Linked DNA regions of Homo sapiens: region 2 is linked to region 1. A link is a contact called in ENCODE Hi-C or POLR2A ChIA-PET data. All regions are on one chromosome and are shown on one strand. The core of a region is the stretch at or near the end of the contact, and the rest is flanking DNA. Distances in the headings are between cores, read along the strand shown.

Region 1 (6,009 bases), core at 296-2,795:
TTGAGCGAGGGCTACAACCTCAAATCAGGGCTGCATGGCCACTTGCCACCTGGGCACTCTGGGCCTACCTCCAGATATTGCAGGCCACACCCCTGCCAGGTAGGAAAGGAGCCATTTTATTTTCCTGCTCTCAGAGGTTACGAAACCAACCAAGCAAGGCAAGTCGGCCATCAGGCTCAGCCTCCCATGAAGCGCTCCTGACTTCCCACCCTTCCTCCAGGCCAGGAGTCTGCCAATCACAATCTGGGTTCTGTTTTCCCGCCTTTCCTGGCAGCACAAACCACGGCTCCGGATGGTGAGCAATGCAAGTTCCAGGCATGCCTTGCTGCATTACTGGGTTCCCAGGTGTCACTTCATCCAGAGGGTGAGTCCTTCACAGGTCTGTGGGCTGATAAACATGCAAATTTCCCCACGCAAATGATGTTAGGCCGTGGCACCTTTCCCACTGAGAAAGCGCCCTGTCAACAAGCTGGGAAAATGGGTGAAAGCCCATGCTTTGCCCGCCCTGGGTAGCACACACTGGCCAAGAATCTGGGCAAGGCCCCCTGCAGGGGCAAGCGCACATCGCACACTCCCGCCTCGAGTCCCTGCGGGAAGGCAGGGACTTCCGCAGGCCTGTGGTCTGGCTTTAGGGAAAAGTCCATTTGCTCACTTGATTCCGTGGTGTTTCCACGTGAGCGCAGCTGTGTGTGTCAGCTGATGTGTGTGATCTGAGTGGTTTCTATACCGTCGTGGAAACCCCCAGCCCAGTGGTTATGGACTTTCTTGGGGCCTCAACTCTCCCCAAGAGCGTGATCCTCACTACGGGGGAGCGGCGCTTTATCCGGCGGGGCGGGTGGACACTCCTACAGACCCACTTTGACCCATTTTCTCACAGTTTCCAACCCAGAGCCGCAGGGACAGGGGCGGACTGCGTTTCCTTCCCTGAGCCCTCCGCAGAGCCTCTGGGCAAGGCGGGCAGGGCCCAGGCTGCAGCGGGGCCTCCGGCCCGAGGCGCCTGCGTGGGAGCCGACCCTAGGCGCCGGGAGCCCCGGCGGGAGCTCCAGGGGGTGCGGGCGTTAGAGAGGGCTAGGGCCGCGCCCAGGCGGGGTGCGGGGAACCCGGGAGATGAAGCCGCCCAGGGGCGGGGGTGTTTGTCACCAAGGTTCTGAGGGGCCGTGGAAGGTTTTTACCTGTTTTCATTGGGAGCAAATAACAAAACTAAAAGCGATGGAGGAGTGGGGCTGCAGAAATGGAAGCAGCAGTGTGGGGAAGCCGGACGCTTCCCGGGGAAGAGGGAGAGGGGACGCTCAGATCCAAAAGGCGGGCTGGGAGCGGAGTGGGGCAGCCGCCGGGGGGCGCCCGCAAGGGCTAGGGCTCGGGGCCGGGTTTGGGGGCGGGTAGGGGCGGGCAGGGGCGGGGCAGGAGCCGGGGCTGCGAGCTGGCCGCGGCGCAAGGAATGCGGCCTTTGGCTGGTCCCGGGCCGGCATTCCGGCCGGCGCAGGAATGTGAGCAGGGTGTTCACTGCGCGCTCTGAGCGCACAAGTTTGTTCTCCTCTCCTTGGAGAACGCCGGCCCGCTCTGTGCCACCCTCTCCCCAAGCCCCCGGTACGTCCGTCTGTCCGGGTGGAGGACAGGGCCCCGAGGGCCGCGACCAGGAGGGACTCGCAGGAGGCACCGGACAGGGGTGCGGCGAGACCAGTCGCGCTGGAGGAAAGGAGGGAAGCCCGCAGTGGTCCGCTGAGGCACTGAGAAAGCCAGGCCAGTAGCTCAAAGAGGAGATAGGACGTGCCCCTCTCCATCATCAGCCTCAAGGGGCACAGGGTTCAGATCCCAAAATGTGCCCATTTAGGGGGCACATTGTGAAGGGCAAGACCTGGGGAGAGAAGAGGGAAAGCGGACAATCTAGTTTAGGATTAGGTGCTTTCTGATCGGCCAGGGAGTGACTGAATACCTAACAGCATTTAACTCATTCAACAAATATTTGCTGAGCCTCTGCTCCGTGCCAGTTCCTGAGATTAATTCTGGGGGCACAGAGGTGAAGTCATCCTGTCCTTGAGGGGCTGACATTCTGATCCTCAAGACAGTCTCTGAAACACCGAGGGAGAGTTGGGGGAAGCCCAGGGTGTGGGGGAACACCGAGGAATAACACAGATTGGGGGTGGAGATCCAGGAGGGCTTCCTGGGAGAAGCTGCAGAGTGACACGGAAGATCAGTAGGAGTCAGCCCAAAAGATGGGAGAAGAGTATTTTAGACAGAGGGAACCTTATGTGCAGAGGAAGAGCCTGTGCTGCGATTGGCCCCCAAACAGAGCATAAGTCTGCTCCTGGCCTCTCCCCATGCCTGCCAAAGGCCCAGCTGAGTCACAGTAAGGGTCAGGGTGTCCATCTCAGTCCACTCATGATGTTGGTTGGTCTATGGAGCCCCTCTTCTGCGAGAGGCACAGCAGTGGCCCGTGAAGAGTGAGAAGAGAATCAGGACTCAGCACGCTGCTGTGGGAGTATTGTGGGGACTGATAGATAATGCCCATAAGCATCTGGTGTGGGGCCTAGCACCTAGTAGGCGCTCTGTGTACATTGGCTGGTCTCTCAGCACCTTGCCTGATTGACTGACTCCTCTTCCCCTTCGTAGTACTGATTTCTGGTTCCGAAAAGGCAGCTGTCCAGCTCTTCATCCCTGCGGAGGGGCCTTCCCAAGGGGAAGACCATGTGGGTCTGGTCATGGAACTTCCTGCTTTTTGTCCTTCCCTGATTTGGGGGTGGTAGCATGCAGGACATGAGACTGGCATGGAAGAGGGCATCATAAAGATCCTGGAATACATCCAGGGCACCCAATGCTGTGGGCAAGGAGGAATTGGAGCAGAGAAGGACCTTGCTTGCAGGTGCAGCATGGGAGATTGGCCCATGGGCTGAGAACAGGATGAATGAAGCAAGGAGGGTCAGGGCCAGGAAGGCTGAACTTGGGCAGTATCCAGAAAAGGACTAATGGGAGCTCGGAGGGCAGGGACAGAAAGCAGAGCTGGGAGGTTGTCACTGGGGTGGTAGAGGAGATCAGACCCTTCAGCTGATTAGCTGAAAGGTGGGGCCAGGACTGTAAATCTCCTACTAGATCCTCACTCGGCTTGGGTCAGTATGGATCTGAGCACATGAGGCCACACGGGATCTTAGTCTCTGTGTGTCACAAATGTCACTGAGTGATGGAACAGAAATGTTTATATCCAGAAGTTCTTTGTCCCATGAATGCACTGGGACCTAAATTCTTATGTGCAGAGGAAAAGTGCAGGCCTTGGAATGGCCTCTCCAGCATTGTTCCTTGGCAAACACAGGAAGATGGGTTTCCTTTAGCTTTGTGGTGCTGACATCTGAATCCGGACCCCTCCCCCAGCCTTTGGGGTCAGGGAGGGAGGCAGAGGACGAAGCAGTCGATGGAAAATAAACAGCCACCTCTGCTTTTTTGACTTATTTCATGTTCTTAGAATTTCCTCTCTTGGATTCTGGCTTTGTTATTTTAAAATTCCACACGTTGGTTAGGGTTGAGAAAACCCCCTGTTGCTATTGCTATGGAGAGGCAGCTCTACGCTGGGGGCACAGAGTCTCGGCACCCCTGGAGAAGTAAGCCGGCCAGCGGGCCTGCAGCCCAGTCTCCAAGTGAGTTTCTGAGTCAGCCTGTGCGAGGGAGGCTCTTGGGGCTGGGTGTGTGTGCCGCCTCTGTGTGAGCATGTGCTAGTCACACAGCTGGGATATGGCCGTGTTTTGGTTCCAGCTCTTTGGGCTAGAGCCACGCCGCAGTAGTGATAGCTCCATTTGGGGACTTCCAAAGGGGGTTCCAGGTGGGCTTGGATAGTGCATAAACTGAGAGGGCAACTCCAGCCCACTAGAGCCCTGCCTCACGCCCACACACACATGACTCAGACTGCTGCCTCCCCTGGACTGTGCTGTGGACACCTGGTCCTGTGCTGTCCTTCCATTAAGGCCTCTGCCTTTCCTCCTCCTCTCTTGACACCCATTCCCTTTTCCTTCAGGGGATGTGTACAAAAATTTAGGCACAAAAATAATCATTGCAGTGTTTCCTTCCTTCACCAATTCATTCATTCATTCATTCATCCGTCCATTCAGTCATACAACAAATATTTATTGAGTGCTTACCAGGCACCAGGCATTGTACTGGATTCTGGAAATACAGAGACAGAGAAACTGGAATACTGGAAACAACTCAAGGATCCCAACATTTAGTGGCATAAAGTATGGAGTATCTACATGACACAGGGCTGGAATGAGGGTGAAGCAACTGAAGTAGGGGGTACCCCAAAACCCCATAATCAAGACAAGTAATATTTTAATGCAACTTTTTAAAAATAAAGATTAATCCATGGTGAACCAAACATCAAAATTTTAAATAAAGTCAGGATCAGTAACAGTTCTGTGCTAGATCATATTTAGACCCCAGGGAAAGGAAAAATTAGTCATACAACACATTGACAGAATGTCATGCAAACATTAGAATATGTCGAGGAAGTTTGCTTATTGACGTAGAAAGAAACTCATGGCATATTGTTGAGTGAAAAAAAGGGAAATTACCAAGCCATATATAAAGTATAAGCCAATTAAAATATATATCTAGGTACTGGAAATGCTGAAAAAGCCTATGTCCAGATGTTAACAGCTCTTTCCTCTACAATTAACAGTTATGTTTTTGACTTCCTTTCGCCTATCTGTGTTTCCTGGATATTTTAATGACAAAGATGTAATATGTGTATAATTTTCTCAAATTTTTTTTTTGTTTGTTTTTGTTTTTTTTTCTGAGATGAAGTCTTGCTCTGTCGCCCAGGCTGGAGTGCAGTAGTACGATCTTGACTCACTGCAACCTCCACCTCCCGAGTTCAAGTTATTCTCCTGCCTCAGCCTCTTGAGTAACTGGGACTACAGGCGCATGCCACCACACCCAGCTAATTTTTGTATTTTTAGTGGAGACGGGTTTTCACCATGTTGACCAGGCTGGTCTCGAACTCCTGAGCTGGTGATCTGCCTGCCTCGGCCTCCCAAAGTGCTGAGATTACAGGTGTGAGCCACCGCGCCCGGCCTCAAAGATTTTTTTTTAATACAACAGGAGCATTGGAGCAGAGTATGCTGATCTGGAGAGACTCCCCACATCACCCCACTTCTCAATGTTGAGACTGGGGCAGGTCTGGGATTACCCTCTCACTTCCTCCATGAGAAAGCTGAGGCTCGGTGAGGCTGAGGCATGTGGTGGCGCCAGCCTCTGAAGGCAGGCGAGTCTTCAGGGTCCACATTGCCCCATAGGATGGCTGCGGCTCTTGTGTGCCAGCTTATGAACTTTTTCTGTCTTTCCCTTCATGGCCCAGCTGCTCTCCACTGGCCTACCTCTTCCACTGATGTTGTTTTTCAACTGAGAACAGAACTGCAGGAAGAAAGCCTGGATAGATGTGCCTAGCCCCATCTCTGGGTCCTCAATGAATGACAAGTGGGCTTGTGAGTGACTGAGTGAGGGAGTGAGTGATTCTGGTTAGAAAGTATTTCCAATGTTGTGTTGTTCTCTTTGGCACAGACATACCCTGCAGACTGGCATGAATCATAAGTAATTCCCTAAAGCCCCCATCTGCCTGGAAATGCCTAGTGGTATTTCCCATAGTTCAGAAGCCATCAGCCCTGCATGCCAGCAGGTTTAGCTATTCTCCACCCAGCCACAAACTCTTGCCCATCCCCTGGGGAGAACACTGGAGGGAGAGGAGCTTGAGGGAGAGGAGCTTGAGGTAGAGGTGACACCTCTGGAGACTGCAGTCATTCTGGGATTTTGCTCACAGAAGCCTCAGGGCTGCGATCCTCCCGGTAGGCTGTTTGTGACTTAGTAGGCCTTGTGTCTTAAGCATGATGCCTGAGGGCCAGAAGAGAAGCCCTTTCTCCCTCTCTTTTTTTAATTTATTATTATTATTTTTTAATTATACTTTAAGTTCTAGGGTAAGAGGTGGGTTCCCAGGCTTCAGCTCTCTCTCAGCAGCATGTGGTCTCAGCT
Region 2 (6,815 bases), core at 532-3,031, 79 kb after region 1:
TTGTAGGTGGAATGCAACCCAGTGGATTTAAATGGGGTAAAGTTAGTATCAAATAATCAGTGGGTTTTGCAGATGTAATGTCCTAAGCCTTGTATAGTAGGAATCATGTTTGGCCATGAGTATTGGATGCCACACTAAGAGTGGCTTAAACTTAAGTAAGGGATTCATTTTTCTTCCATAATGCATGAAGTCTGCAGGTGGGTACTGGGACTGGTGTGGCAGCTCCACGGCATCTTTAGTGTCCCAGCTCTTTTTGTCTTTCTGTTCCTCCTTTCTTTGCCCACCGCGTCTAGACTTAGCCTGATGGTTGTAAGATAACCACTGCACTTCCAGCTATCAAGTCAGCCTTCAAGCAGTAAGAGGGCTAAGGTTAAGTGGAGCAGACAAAAGGGTGTCCTGAGTTAGTTTCCTTTAAAAAGGATCCAGTCTGACAATCTTTGATTTTAATTGGGACATTTAGCCCATTTATATTTAGTGAATTATTAATATACTAGCGTTCAAATCCGCTATCTTACCGTTTGTCTTTTATTGATTTTACATATTTTGTTTTTCTTCTTTCTTGCTTTCTTGTGGATTAAGTATTTTTATTATTCCAACCCACTTAGATTATTAGTTATAGTTTTCCTATTTTTTTCCATGGTCACTCTAGAGATTACAACATGTAGCCTTGACTTATTAAAGTCTTAGCCTATAATCCCAGCACTTTGAGTGGCCACAGAGGGAGGATTGCTTGAGCCCAGGAGTTTGAGACCACCTTGGGCAATACAGGGAGACCTCGTCTCTACAAAAAATAAAAAAATGATCTGGGTGTGGTGGTGTATGCCTATAGTCCCAGTTACTCAGGAGGCTAATTGGGAGGATTGCCTGAGCTCTGGACGTGGAGGCTGCAGCGAGCCGTGATTGCACCACTTCACTCCAGCCAGGGCAACAGAGAGAGAGCCTGTCTCAACAACAACAAAAAGTCTAATGTAAATTAATACTTTTGGCAATTCCAGGGCAATGTAAAGACTTGAGAACACTGTAACTCACTCCCCTCCCATCTTTTCTGTTCTTGTCATGTATTTTAATTCCATATATATTTTATTTTATTTTATTTTGAGACTGAGTTTTGCTCTCTGTTACCCAGGCTGGAGTGCAGTGGTATGATCTTGGCTTACTGCAACCTCTGCCTCCCAGGTTCAAGTGATTCTTCTGCCTCAGCCTCCCAAGTAGCTGGGATTACAAGTGCGCCACCATGCCTGGCTAATTTTTGTATTTTTAGTGGAGATGCCGTTTCGCTATGTTGGCCAGGCTGGCCTTGAAATCCGGACCTCAAGTGATCTGCCAGCCTTGGCCTCCCAAAGTGCTGGGATAACAGGTGTGAGCCACAGCGCCCAGCCTAGTTCTATATATATTTTAAAGCTCACAAAATATTATTACTGTTTTTTACATATTGTAATGAGTAAATCATTTGGAATTTCTCATCTATTGACCCTTTTTATTGCTTTCTATTCCTTCCTACACCTCCGTGCTTCCATTTGGGGTCATTTTCCTTTTGCTCTGTGAGTGTTTCCTATATCTAGATGGTAACAAAAGCTTCCCATTTTTGTTGGCTGGGAAAGGTCTTTATTGCAAACTTCTCTGCTGTTTGCAAAGAGGCAGAGTACCCTGGGTTCCAAGGTAGGACACTGTGAAGAGCTGGAGGACTTGAGCTGGATGGAAAGTTCACATCCCTTTTTTCTTGGGTGTGAGAGGCATCAAGTCAAGCCAGTGTTTGGCAGAAGTCACAGGCAGCTATTTGATTCTGACTTAGGCCAAAGAGTCAAATCTGGCTCTGGTCCAATTTCTGAAGGGGAGCTGCTCTTGGCTGTTCCTCTCACAAATCAGATTTTCCCCTAGGCAGCTGTGGTGTCAGAATCTCAATGTCCAGCCTCACTCTGAGCACAGTGGTGTGGAGAAGGAGGATCAGTGGGCCAACCCAAACTCTCCCTTCTCACTTACACAATAGAATAACTTTCTTAGGTCTACGTTTTTCAAAGGGCAACTCATTTGGAAACTGCTCTCTCCTTGAATTCCTCAGATAAGCCTCAGGCCTGTGTGGATAGAAGTGAGTGGTCATCAGTGTCCCTGGCTCTGACCATCCCTGGGCAGCCAGAGTGGTCCTGGCTGGATTTCTTAGACCCCTGTTGGGGTCTGGCCCAATGTGAATGGGTGGACCCAAGGATCCCAGAGTGAGCTGGGCCATGCAAGTCTTCTCCAGCTGGTATTCCTGTAGCTTGTGGCCCCAGCTCCCCGATCCCTACATGCTCTACTCCAACTCAAGCAGGAAAACCGCACCAAGGTAAATGGTAGGACAAGAAGGCATTAGACTGCTTCTTTCACCACCTCAAAATCACAGAGGTCCCACCTGCCAAGGTGTGTAACTGCCTATATTGAGGATGTAGGAAAGAAAGAAAACGGAAACACAGCTTATCTCTGTCTGACTTCTGACTCTTTCTGTGGGCAGGAGGGAAGTTAAAATGCATTTTTGGTGAGCTGCTAGTGCTTAGTTATTTTTTTTCTACAGGCTAAACAGAGGAGCCAAGAGAGTTTCCTTCTCTGAATTTTGTTTTGCTAAGTAAAACAAAAACTCATTCTAGACTGTTTCTTCTGTCTGTAACATTCGTTCCCTAGATAGCTCATGGCTCACTCCTTCACTTGCAGGTCTCTGCTCAATGCTACCTTCTCAGAGAGGTCTTTCCTCTTCACCCTATTTAAAGCTACAACCACTATCACCCCCACCTCACCACTCACCCTTAAACCCTGGCAATTCCCCAATTCCCTTCACTGCTTTATTTTTCTCTGTCACTGTCTTACTCTATTTGTGCTGCTATGTCAGAATATCTTAGACTAGGTAATTTATAAAGAACAGAAATTTACTACTCACAGTTCTGGCGTCTGGGATGTCCAAGATCAAGGCTCTGGCTTCTGGTGTGGGCCTTCTTACTATGTCTTCATATGGTGGAAGGTAGAAGGGCAAGAGAGAGTGAATCCACATCTGCGAGCCTTTTTTTTTTTTTTTTTTTTTGAGACGAAGTCTCACTCTGTCACCCAGGCTGGAGTACAATGGCGTGATCTCGGCTCACTGCAACCTCCGCCTCCCAGGTTCAAGCAATTCTCCGGCCTCAGCCTCCCTAGTAGCTGGGACTACAGGCACGTGCCACCACGCCCAGCTAATTTTTTGTATTTTTAGTAGAGATGGGGTTTCACCATCTTAGCCAGGATGGTCTCTATCTCCTGACTTCGTGATCTGCCAGCCTCAGCCTCCCGAAGTGCTGGGATTACAGGCATGAGCCACTGCTCCCAGCCTACAAGCAATAATTCACTCATAGGGTGGAGCCCTCATGATCTACACACCTCCCATTAAACCCCACCTCCCTGTACTGTTGTATTGGAGACTAAGTTTCCAATACATGAATTCTGGGGGACACTAAAGTGGTCGACATGCTTTATTTATCATCTGCCTTCCCTCATTAGATGTCGGCTATGTCAGCACAAAGATGCTGTATGTTTTGTCCTCTGCTCTGTCCCCAGAGCCAAGAATAGTGCCTGGCACATAGTTGGCATATGAGTTATTTATTGCTTCATAACAAATTACCCCAAACCTTAGTGGCTTAAAACAACAAAGTTTACTAACTTACAGTTACCATGGATCTGAAATATGGATGCCACTTAGCTAGGTCCTGTGGCTCAGCATCTCTCACAAGTTACCAGCAAAGCACTGGCTGCAGCCACAGTCTCATCTGGAGACTCAAATGTGGGAGTATCTGCTTCCAAGCTCACATGGTTGTTGACAGGATTCAGTTTCTTGCAGGCTGTTGGACCGAGTGCCTCAGGACCTCACTGAATGGCCAGAAGCCACCCTCTGTTTCTTTTCTTCTTTTTTCTTTTTTCTTTTTTTTTTTTTTTTGAGATGGATTCTTGCTCTGTCACCCAGGCTGGAGTACAGTGTGATCTTGGCTCACTGCAACCTCCGTCTCCCAGGTTCAAGTGATTCTCGTGCCTCAGCCTCTCGAGTAGCTGGGATTACAGGCACTCACCACCATTCCCAGCTAATTTTTTTGTGTTTTTTTTGTTTGTCTTTTTTTGTTTTGTAGAGACAGGGTTTTATCATGTTGGCCAGGCTGGTTTTGGACTCCTGACCTCAAGTGATCAACCCACCACAGCCTCCCAAAGTGCTGGGATTATAGGTATGAGCCATCATGCCCAGCCCACCCTCAGTTTCTTGACACATGGGCTTCTCCACAGGGCAACTCACAACATGGCAGCTGCCTTCATCAGAAAGAAGAAACACTGGGATAGATGCAGAGGAAGAATAGAAACAGTCAGGGGTTACTGCTGTTGAGCAGTGGGTTCTTTTGTACACTGGAAAGCCAGGGGACTTGGGCATCAAAGAGCTTGCCTTTTCCACTTGTCACATGCTTCATTTTCAAGATTGGTTAACTTCCACTCTGACTCCATTCTCCTCTTTTGCCCACAAATGCATGCGTGCCCATGACATACAAATGGGAGGACAATTCATTCCTCAGAGAGGTGAAGAAACTGGCAAGCTTACATACTGGTCTCAGAGGTTTGTGAATTGCTTTCAGAGGAAAGGCTGGGGAAATTTTTTTAATTTTGGGAAAAGCACATTTTTTCCCACTTGCACAACTCAAATAAGGCTGAACACTCCCATGCTGGAATTTTCCAAACCTTTTTCATTTCTCAGATGGAGAGAAGAACATTTAGACAAAGCAAAGCCTTGTTTTTAAGGGAGAAATGAGCTATATCTGTGGTGTACCTTTTGTTTGCTCAGATGAACTTGCATTTCAGGGACACAGAAGAGATAAAAACACAGGAGGCACAACCAGGATGGCTGGAGGCACCAAATCAACAGTCAGGAGACCACTGCCTCAATCATGGGGCTCAGGTATACTGTGCTATCAGAGATCAGGAAGAGAGGTCCACAGGGCTGATGTGGGCAAGGAGGGATTCTGGAAATGGATGGGTTAGAGTTTCACCTTTGAGTGTGAAGTGTTTGAGTAGGAGGAGGGCATGATAGGTGAGGAACACAGGAGAAGAGGCAGGGCCATGGGAATTTTTGAAGCGTGATCATGTGTGGAGAAGCAGACCTGAATATACAGAAGGTAGAATAATGACAGACTTCTGGATAGGACCTTTCTAAGGTTAGGAGGTAGGATTAGCAGGACTGGCTTTTGGAAGGGAGGTGAGGAAAGTGCTCAGTTCGGGTGGTATTGGCTCATCTCTGGGCTCTTGGATACCGCAGGGGAGCAACAAAGTGCACCCTGATTCTTTGTTGTCGGCTACAAGATTAGGGGAAGACCATCATAGGAGACAAAAGAAGAGCAGGGTCACACTAGAACTTCTGTGCAACTTCCTTCCCAGTCCCTCCCAGCTCTGTCCGTACCCCTTCCTGTCTCTTTGTCTCCTGTCCCAACTCTATTTTTCTCCACCACACTTTACCGACACCTGAGACACTGTATGTTCACTTATTTGTCTTGCATATGGTCTGTTCTCCTCGCTGGAATGTTAGCTCCGGGGACCACGATTTCCAGACACTACAAGAGTGCTGGCACAATAAATATCCGTTGAATGGAAGAAGGAGTAGATAATATGGTCCAGGCCTGGTTACAAAGTGACAAGCTCTGCTGACAGAGTTTGAACTGGTTAGCAGAACCAGCAGTCAATTTGCTACCATGCCCACAGCCAGGGTAGCTGTGTGAGGTATGAGTGTGTCTTTACCTGCCAAGAATAGCTTGCTTTTGTGGGGAACACCCTCACCTCAGCTTGGGCACTAGGGAAAGCTGCAGGTGACACCGGCCTCCTTCAGGGGAACCTCTGTGCTCCTACTCTGACTCCGCCCAACAGCGTAACTTCCCACTCTCCGAGTTTGGGGCTTCTGCTGCCCCGCACCTCTGTGCAGCCTGAGTCTCACCTCCCTGGATGCCCATGGATGGCCCCTCTCCCCTGCTGCCCTCCTGCCAGCCTCAGTGGGCACCATGGACTGCTTCTGTGTGAGACCCTGGCTGGAAAGGGCAGGCAGAACTGGGGTTTGCTCTTCCCAACACCCACCCAGCCCCAACAAGCACCAAGAAGAAGGGCTGGCAGGGTTGTTTCCATGGTTCCGTGACCCCATAAAGTATCTTTCATTTTTCTCACAAAATGAGCCTCTTTTTCTCTCTTATATTTTCATATGGTACCCAGAAGCCCCTGGATTTCCTGGCATTTGTGTAAAGAATTCCAGCTATTCCATCCACAGTTTTCACACACAGCCCCTGCCAACAGACAGGCCATCTGAGAGGCAGCCCGCGACCGTGGCCAGAGCTTGTGCTCCTGAGCTCTGGAGATCTGGCAAGGACTCTGGCTTCCCCACTGACCCCTTGTGTGCTCTTGGGTATTTTTAAAATGCGGCCGGATCACGAGGTCAGGAGATCGAGACCATCCTGGCTAACACAGTGAAACCCCGTCTCTACTAAAAATACAAAAATCAGCTGGGCATGGTTGTGGGCGCCTGTAGTCCCAGCTACCCGGGAGGCTGAGGCAGGAGAATGGCGTGAACCCAGGAGGCGCAGCTTGCGGTGAGCCGAGATTGCGCCACTGCATTCCAGACTGGGCGACAGAGCGAGACTCCATCTCAAAACAAAACAAAACAAAACAAAACAAAACAGTCTTGGCCGGGCGTGGTGGCTCACGCCTGTAATCACAGCACTTTGGGAGGCCCAGGCGGGCAGATCACTTGAGGTCAGGAGTTTGAGATCAGCCTGGCCAACATGGCGAAACCCCGTCTGTAGAGATTA

The links. A loop is a pair of places that touch in the nucleus more often than their neighbours do. ChIA-PET counts read pairs that join two places held with the same protein, here RNA polymerase II (POLR2A). Pooled maps may share reads with other maps.
Region 2: a pooled map shows a loop between it and region 1 (5-fold over the local background). The contact joins the enhancer-like site here to the promoter of LINC02004 in region 1. A Hi-C loop is called at or near these places in 1 of 168 maps with a recorded cell type or tissue (transverse colon), 1 of 37 single-sample maps with no recorded cell type and 1 of 50 pooled maps. POLR2A ChIA-PET finds 5 or more read pairs at or near these places in 5 of 52 experiments (H1, T-cell, WTC11 and 1 more).

What each region holds. Positions count from the first base shown.
Region 1 is chr3:134,312,031-134,318,039 of GRCh38, forward strand. LINC02004 (long intergenic non-protein coding RNA 2004) reads left to right here and starts at 1,546. Exons shown (of 2, transcript NR_146711.1): 1 at 1,546-1,587. RefSeq lists an enhancer at 1,685-2,258.
Region 2 is chr3:134,390,735-134,397,549 of GRCh38, forward strand. No RefSeq gene overlaps it. Among named protein-coding and RNA genes, the nearest start is that of AMOTL2, 20 kb to the left of the region's middle. Within about 2 kb of position 1,782, at least 5 of the 41 ENCODE cell types and tissues checked have a DNase peak (open chromatin) inside an H3K27ac peak, as active enhancers do.